Linked DNA regions of Mus musculus: region 1 is linked to region 2. The links are chromatin contacts, found by POLR2A ChIA-PET in ENCODE. All regions are on one chromosome and are shown on one strand. The core of a region is the stretch at or near the end of the contact, and the rest is flanking DNA. Distances in the headings are between cores, read along the strand shown. Region 1 holds the start of Pus3 (pseudouridine synthase 3). Region 2 holds the start of Fam118b (family with sequence similarity 118, member B).

Region 1 (3,959 bases), core at 168-2,667, 290 kb before region 2:
CACCAAGCTTTCACCCTAAAATAGCACGCCCTAAATGTACGAAACTTCTTTAAATGTTTAAATGTATATGGCGAGGGTACACATTTCCTTTGTAATAAAGGGTTTGAGACGCGCTACGACCATTAATCAACTCTGAAAAGAATTGTGTAAAACAAAACCCAAAGTTTCCCGCCACCCCTTCCTTCCATAGCATAATTAATGGGCTTCCACTGTTCATATTTGAGCAATTTTGATGTAGTAGAGGCCCTCTAAACTAGTTACAGACTCTAAGCCCCGCCGATGGGATTTCCTAGCTGCTAGAAGTTCCAGGCACGACACGATATGCGTTGTCCTAAGTCCCATTTCATACACCAAGGCCTTCTTAAACACTTAAATACCAGGGCAGAAGGTAGCAGTTCAGCCTCCATCTGTTCATTCCTCTCTAGAACTCAAAGATGCCCAACTCAGAGTTTAACTCACCTTCCGGTCCTCAGTAGGCGGCCATGCGGCTAGCCGGAAGCTATGGCTTTCCGTCTTCAGTAAGCATGCGCGGCTTCACCAAGCGTGCGCCGACGGTTCTGGGAAATGTAGTTCGGAAGGCACGGTGTGGGCTTTTAGCCGAAGCCCACCGCATGCGCAGGTTTCTGATGCAGCTTCCTCTTTACCGCAAGCCAATACGAGAAATATAGTCTGGTCTAAAATGAGAAAAAAAGATTTTCAAATGCTGGCTATCCTATATGAAAACTAAGAGATTGAAGATCCTGTCCCAACATCGTTTAATTAACAGAAATTTAACCTTGAGAGTCGAAACATTTACTACTAGAATGTAAATGTAAGGGTTAAAGGGAAATGCTTTGACCTGAAAACACTGAAAGATTGCGACAGAACAGGGCCAAGGAATTCTGCTTCAGCACCACGGAGAGATCATGGCTCCAGTTTTGAGTTTCTGCTTTTGACAATTATAGAAATGTTGCCCCAAGTCTTAAAATTCCAGTCAGAAAACTGAAAATCCTGGTTCTTTGGTCCAAACTTAGCATAAGGTTGGACCAAAGAGCTACCCCAGAGCTGTGCAATACATGTCATAGATATAGATAGTGGTGGTCCAGATTGCTTTAAAAGGAGACCCCTCCTTAGAATAAAAATTAAAATATGCGTGTATGTGGGCACATCACAGGTATCCTGGACACATGTCCGCACTTGAGTTCTGTTTTCCTTCTGAACCTCTGGTCAAGCCCATCTCTCCCTCCACTGTGCAACCTCACACCTGGTGATGCCCAAGCGGGGCTGTCGGGAGAGATACCCGCACGAGAGCCTGCAGCGCGGTGTGTGTACCGCCTCCGTGCCCACTTTCTCTCTGCTGTGCGGATGGCCGGCTGGTCAAACGGAAAGCTCGCGGGTGTCCCGCACAGCTGCGCCCCGCACCTCTCTCCCTCCGCCCGCCCCGCGCCGGGCCCGCGCCTGCGCACTGCGCCGCGCCACGGGTGGTCGCGAGGCGGACGCCGGTCCCGGAGCCTGACCATTGGCCACTGAGCCGAGCCGGCGCTGCCCCGCGCGGGGGTGGCAGCACGTGCCAGGGGCGAGAGCGGAGACCGCAGCTATGGCGTCGTTACTTTGGGGAGGCGACGCCGGGGCGGCGGAGAGCGAGCGGCTGAACAGCCACGTAACTGCCGCTGAGCAGGGGAGGGCCCAGGGGCGGGGGCTAGAACAGGGACTCCCGAGGGAAGTCCCCTGGGAAGGGGAGCGCCCGGCCGGCGTTTAGAGCGGGGTGTCAAGTGATGGGGGGTGTCAAGTGATGGGGGGCTGGGCTGGAAAGGCCACAGAAAAGGAGACTCCCAGAAAGGACCGACCTTTGATTTGAAAGGGCAGAGACCCCCTCAGGAAATACAGAGAGAGTGCGCAGCTGCTAGTCCTATCTGTACTGAGTTTTCTCCTATCCTGGTTTTGACCATTTAGCAGGCTTCTCATCTTCATAGCCACCTTCCCCTTGTAGTTGTAAACCACCCATCACCCAGATGCTGCCCATATTCAAACTAAGAGCCCTTATAAAGAGAGACTATGGAAGCCCCCATTCTATTATATGAGAATTCATACAATTACACAGATTCTTATAATGAAATCATTAACCCTTAACATTGCAAAGGAAGCAGTTTGAGGTGGTCTTCCCTCCCCTTGCTGTAGGATAGCGCCATGCTTCTTGCTTGATGTCCTGCTTCCTAACCTTGGTTGAATTTTGTGCCTTTCAATAGTTTTCAAATCTCGTCCATCCCAGGAAGAACCTTCGTGGTATTAGGAGTACCACAGTCCCAAACATAGGTGAGTGTTGTTAGGCTAAAGCAAGACTGGCTTAATTAACACCTTTGCTTTCCCCATGTATCTGCCATGAAATAGCTTTGGCTTCCTTCCTCTCCACTGAAAATCCTCCACCTCCTCAGGCACATCGCTTTACTCTTGCAGGAGATGGCTCTGTTTGCATACACTGTAGCGTCTGTGAGACGTTCTGAGAATGCATTGTATGTTTCCACTCAACATTTTTCTTTATGCTTCTTATTTTCCCTTTTACCCTCATAGACGGCTCTCTTAACACGGAAGATGATGATGATGATGAAGACGATGTAGGTAGGAGACAAGCTCGACTGAATGTACCTATTAGCTCTGCTGCTTGGTTTACCATCGCTTTGACTGTGCTAAAAGGATTAATTTCCTTGGGAAAGCACTATCTTTGTTTTCTTTTTGAATGAATACTATGGGGGGGGAGTACTGAATTAGGAGGGGGGTGCATTCCTTTAGACTACGTTGAAATGAAAACTGCAAGGTGTAGATTAAGAATTTTCGGTTTGGCTAGGAAGATATTGCAATTAGATGTCGGTCTGCACGTGGTCAAGGGTTTGCACAACAGAGCATAAGAAACTGGGTCTTGGTAAAAGGAGGGAATCCTCGGTGCTGTGGCATTCCTTCTCGGACTTCCTTTTGTCAGGAAGATGAGAACAAGCTGCTGTTGGTTGATATGTACTGTTGCTCAGTAGGAGATAACAGTTAATTAGCTGTCATCCGGGAGGTTTGATGTCCTCTTGTGATTTTGCCTTTTTTTTTTTTTAGTGGATTTGGCAGCCAATTCACTCTTAAACAAGCTAATCCGTCAGTCCTTAATAGAATCCAGCCACCGAGTGGAAGTCTTACAGAAGGATCCCAGCTCTCCACTCTACTCGGTGAAAACCTTTGAAGAGCTACGGCTGTGAGTATCTTAGCTCTTAGTGTATGTGGATGCTTATGCAAGTAAACATTAACAGCCTACCATGCTAGTTACCCAAACCCATCAGCATCCCCCCTTCGTTTCCTAGCACGCCGTATTAAAGTAGATCCTATAGTTTTACATTGCAATTAAAACATATCTCAGGGAATACTCGGATACCTAAGTTGGCTAGGTATCCTGAGCACTTTTTGATAGAAAATATTTTAATCTTGCAGAAGTTGGGGATACCCAATCGAGGACAGAATCCAGACACAGGCGTTGATGGCCTGAGCATGATCCCCTTAGCACTTCTTAAAAAGTTATAAGCTTTTGCTTTTCTAACCATACTTTATTTCAAATGGTATTAAAATGAGTAACTTTCTCAAATGAGTTTTCATCCCCTAGGGTTAAAATTGCCATGAAGAAAATATATTCTAACAACAACAACAAAAGGCCACAGATATGTGAGGCCAAACCAGGCTTATGTTGCCTGCCGTGTATGAAGGCAGAATGGACCTGGCTAGGTAGCAGCTTGGCCAACTATCCAAACGGCAACTTTAGACAAGCCTTTTGCCCATACCTCAGGCCCACTGGCTTGAATGATGAGCCTGTGAGTGAGTGTGGACAGCCGCTGCGGCACTCATCCCAGGGCTTGGCTGTAACTCAGTGTTACTTATACTTACTTAGCACACACTTTTGCTTTGTAGTAGAGAAATGGCTTATAAATCTGGAAGATGTCTTCATTGATTAT
Region 2 (4,432 bases), core at 1,499-3,998:
CTGATGAGCTTAGAATCCTAGCATCCATGGAAAGCCAGGGTATAGCAGTTCACGCCTGCAACCCCGGTGTTCAAGGGGATGGAGACTAGCAGATTCTGGAGGCTAGCTAGTTAATCAGTGAGTTTCAGGTTCTGTGAGACACCCTATGTCAATAAAATAGGGAGCGACAGAAAAAGAACCCTGACTTCTCCAAGTACACACACACGTGTGCACATAACCACTATCTTATCACCCGACATTCCAAGTACTAAGCTAGTTCATATACTCTTTGTTATCATCATGAATTCTAGTACGGTGACTTCTATTAACAGTTCTGTAGTGCAGTGGACAGATAAAAGGGATGCGTTTCTTCATTCCACCCCTAGTGACAATAACAGGCCTCATACCAGTACTTCTTTTCCACCTGGCGGGTTCTAAATAGCTCCTGGACTTGATGTGCCATGTCCTTCTCCCAAGCCAAAACCATTACACCTGTGGTTTCTTTGTCCAGACGGTGGCACAGATGCAAAGGTTCTGCCTTGTGGCCATGAAGCATCTTTGCCAAGATGGGCAGTACATCACTGATGCAGAGCTGGACTCCTGGGCCACCTACGGAGGAAAGAGCCAGAGGCTGGAGAACTCTTCTTGAGAGAACAATCTCTCAGTCTTGAGATAATAATCACCTTTCAATCTTGACAGAACAAACAATTGTCTCCATTTTCTACAGTTGTGCTATGAACAATATGGTGAGGATTACTAATATTAATAGGCCCAGAGATCTTAGCTATAAAATGAAATGCAGGCCAACCATTTCCAGACTATAAACTCAGAACTTGTATTTTAACAAGCACCCCAAGGGCTCTCAAGTAATAAGTCTGGGAAACACTGTGACTTTCTCTTCAGAGTCTGTGGGCCTGAGAGGCTTCACTGAAGCATTCCCTAGAAGAGAGGCTAAGAAGATGAGCTCTAGCTGAGTGATGGCGGTGCATGCCTTTGATCCTAGCACTCCTAAGGCAGAGGCAGTGAGATCTTTATGAGCTCAAAGCCTACAGAGTTAGTTACAGGACAGACAGGGCTATACAAAGCCCCTTCTCAAAACAAAACAAACAAACAAAAAAGATGATGGGCTAAGATCAGACATCCCTGGATTTTACTATTTGTATTCACCATCTGACCTTTCCAGCTTTGTTATCTATAAAATATAAATACCCGAAACAAATTATCCTCAACAACTAGAAACTTAAGCAGAGAATAAATAGTAAGGCAAGAACTCGTTACGAAACCTAGAGGAACTGCCACCAAAGGAGTGATTTATTCCAACTAAAATATTTTTTTTTTTGCTAAAATATTTACTTTCCTCCTGCAGACCTTTGACAAATGTTTTTTTTTTTTTTTTTTTTTTTTCCCTTTCAATTCTGACTCACTTCAGCCGTCCCCCATCAGAACACTCAGCAGCATCAGGACATCTATTAAGTTCCAGTCCCTCTGGGGTTACTGTGTACCGCAACCGTGTGTATTATTTCCTCTTCCCAGCCTTGTCTCTCTACCTCTCTCATTTTGAAATGAAGTTTTGCTGCTGCTGAGACTGATCTGAACATGAACACCGGATCCTCCCCTAGACCTGGGGCGGCAGTCGCACACTGGCTCCCAACTCCTTTTTCGTTGTTGTTTTGTTTTAACCACTTTGATGGAAAATAACAGTTAGCAAGTAACTTTTTGTATTTCTCCGCATCGATTCTTGTGGGTGGCTGTACACAGCCCACAGTGCAGAACTGAGCTTCTGTATCTCTCTGCAATAATTCCTGTGGGAGGCTGCATACAGCTCACTGTCAGGTATCTGCAAGTGGGGACTAGACACTGGTTTGTTACCAGTAGTCACATACATGGGATAATAAGGTTTAATTAACTTGAATTCAAGAGTGTCTCATGAATAAAGCTTCAGGGGTGACCCTAGATGGAAGAGGAAGCAGCAGCAGGTTTCTCTCCTTAGCCCACATGGCTCTTACCATGGACAGGGAGACCATAGGGTTTATTAATGACCACGAGGTCGTTGTCCTGGTGGAGAATCCTTCGGCTCAGTTCCTTAGCAAGCACATTGGGGTGAACTCGCTGCAGCTGCTGTGTGAATCGCACTAGTTCCTGCACTCTCCGCTGAACGGGGTTTGTAGGCACCTAAGGAAAGAGAAAGGTGGAAAAAGCTTAATGAAGGAGTGAAGCGCTGGGAATGGCCTTAAGTGCGATTTAGGTGGAAATCCGTGGAATGACTGTACTGTATAATTTGACTCATGTTTCCTTTGGGACCATACATAGCCATCTGTCTTATCTGCATACCCACGCGGTGGGTCTGGCAGTAGCAAAAGTGCGGTATTCCGACTACCACACAGAATATTCTCAACATTGATGTACTTGCTGTTACAGGACCTGCCTACCACACCCCACACCTAAGAAAGCCGTGAGAGCATCGCTTCTCGGAAGTTGAGTCTCTCTAGACTCACCCGCACTTCCTTTGCCTTTTGCTCTTGTTTCTGGGCTCGGAGCTTCTCTGCCAATCTCTGAGCATTCAGGGGCCTAGAGGAAGTAGCGCTGGAACAAAACGACCAGGAGCCGGGAGTGAACAATCTCCCGGGACGCGAACTCATACTCAAAAGCTGGACACCAGGCGTACGCAAGCAGGGCGCGGCCATCTTGGCGAGGGCGGGGCCGGACAGCGCGGAGAGGAGGAAGGGGGGGGGGGTGGGCCCTGCTGATCACGTGGGCAGGTAGCCTACGGGTCACGTGGGGCGGTGCGCGCTCAGTGCGGCTGCGCCGGCCGGTAGCTGCAGCTGGAGCGGTGGCGTTTGGAGCAGACGCGGTGAGTGTGTGGGGAAGCCAGGCGAGGGCTGGGAAATGCCGGTGCCCCAACGGTTTTCGCATGGCCCGGATCTCCATTCTTGGAGAGCACTGCCCTGGCAAGCGTGTCTCGCTTCGGGGCACGACTCCACGCAGAAACACTTCCCCGCCCCCGCGTCCTTAGAAGTGAAGCTGGCTGCTCCTCAGTCTTTACCGGCACCTGTCTGGTCCCTCTTAGCAACCAGGTCCTCGGCGGGTCCTCAGAGGGACGTGTGGTGTTCTTTCTCGTTTTCTTGCCGCTCGTCCTCCGGAGATCCCCAGATCTCTCATATTCCAACCTCCCGCTTTGCGACTGCCAACCCCTTTGTTTCGCGTTGTTTGTAGCCAGTCCTCCCGAAGATGACGGTTCTTTTCCTTCATCCAGGACCCCCGCCCCATACGTCCTACCTCGAGAGCGCTACGGGTTTATACTGACCTTTCTCTAGAGTTCGTTTCTTGGGGTCTCCTCTTTCTTCCCTTATCTACTCTTCCCAAGGAAAGTAAAGAGCTTTTCCCCCTTTGCCTCCTTTAGTCTTTCCTTCCATAGCTTGAAACCGTCGAACCCTCTCTCTCTCTCTCTCCCTTTCCTACAAGAGACTCCCGAACTGCAAACGACGACTCTCCTATCGCCAAAGGGCAGCTGGGAATATGAACAGCTGTTTTGGAATGGTAATCTCGAAAACACCTTGGGATGCGCATGCCGTTTGCTGGGGAAGCTGATGCTGAAGGGATGTCGTGAGAACTAGTGACTCTTCCCTCAAGATAGCCAGATTGCATTTCAGTTAGAGAATGAATAGTTGAATTAGGCTTGGGTGTTTCTCCCTCCAAAATGAATTAGCAGAAGGAAACCACATGTGAAACAGTTGAACAGGTGAATAGCCTCAGAAGACTAGAAGTTGAAGAATTTAAACTTCATGTGATAGTTGGATCTTTGAAACTTCTTGAGAAATCCCTTGCAAGTGGTATTGTAGAGAGGAATGTGGCAATACAAAGCAGGACAGATCAAAAAGGAAAGTATATCCGGGAAACCAACTAGGCTGCTGTAATGTAGATGATCATTAATGAAGCCCCGTCCCATTCCGCGGTCTTTTCCCCCCTGCTAAGTACTGTCCTTGAAATGTGAATTACCAGCTATACAGTCAAGGTGTGATGTGAATTACTGGAGGACTTCTTTCATCCCCAAACCTGTTAATATAGTAAGCTCACAAATATTTTATGTGGCTGCAGTGATTCTGAGTTAGGTTGGGTTGTTGTTTGCTTTCTGTCTGTCTGTCTGTCTGTCTGTCTTAAAGGTCTCACATTGTAGACCAGACTAGCCTCCAATTCATGGACCTTTTTCTCTGCTTCCCTAGTGCTAGAATAAAAGACTACACCCCCACACACCCAGTCTGTTTATGAACATTTTGAACAGTTATATTTCTGTCAGTTTTTTTTTTTTTTTTGACGTGAAGAACGAAGGTAGAGAATGGTGGGAAGACTTGTCTGTATTTCTGTAATAAGATAAGTGATCTGGATGTAGTTCCATGGGAACAGTTTGGGAAACACTGTTTCTTCTATTAGTGGCTTTGTCCCCTCTCACCAATAA

What was found. ChIA-PET counts read pairs that join two places held with the same protein, here RNA polymerase II (POLR2A).
Region 1: POLR2A ChIA-PET joins it to region 2 with 11 read pairs in Patski. The contact joins the promoter of Pus3 here to the promoter of Fam118b in region 2. POLR2A ChIA-PET finds 5 or more read pairs at or near these places in 2 of 5 experiments (Patski and embryonic stem cell).

The regions. Positions count from the first base shown.
Region 1 is chr9:35,556,018-35,559,976 of GRCm38, reverse strand. Pus3 (pseudouridine synthase 3) reads right to left here and starts at 1,417. Exons shown (of 5, transcript NM_023292.5): 1 at 1,244-1,417; 2 at 460-674. It overlaps Ddx25 (DEAD box helicase 25), which reads left to right and starts at 1,507. Exons shown (of 12, transcript NM_013932.4): 1 at 1,507-1,639; 2 at 2,226-2,292; 3 at 2,548-2,595; 4 at 3,076-3,211. The coding sequence starts at 1,577.
Region 2 is chr9:35,266,121-35,270,552 of GRCm38, reverse strand. Fam118b (family with sequence similarity 118, member B) reads left to right here and starts at 2,748. Exons shown (of 8, transcript NM_194257.2): 1 at 2,748-2,830. Rpusd4 (RNA pseudouridylate synthase domain containing 4) reads right to left here and starts at 2,672. Exons shown (of 7, transcript NM_028040.2): 1 at 2,475-2,672; 2 at 1,986-2,151; 3 at 387-588. The coding sequence starts at 2,663.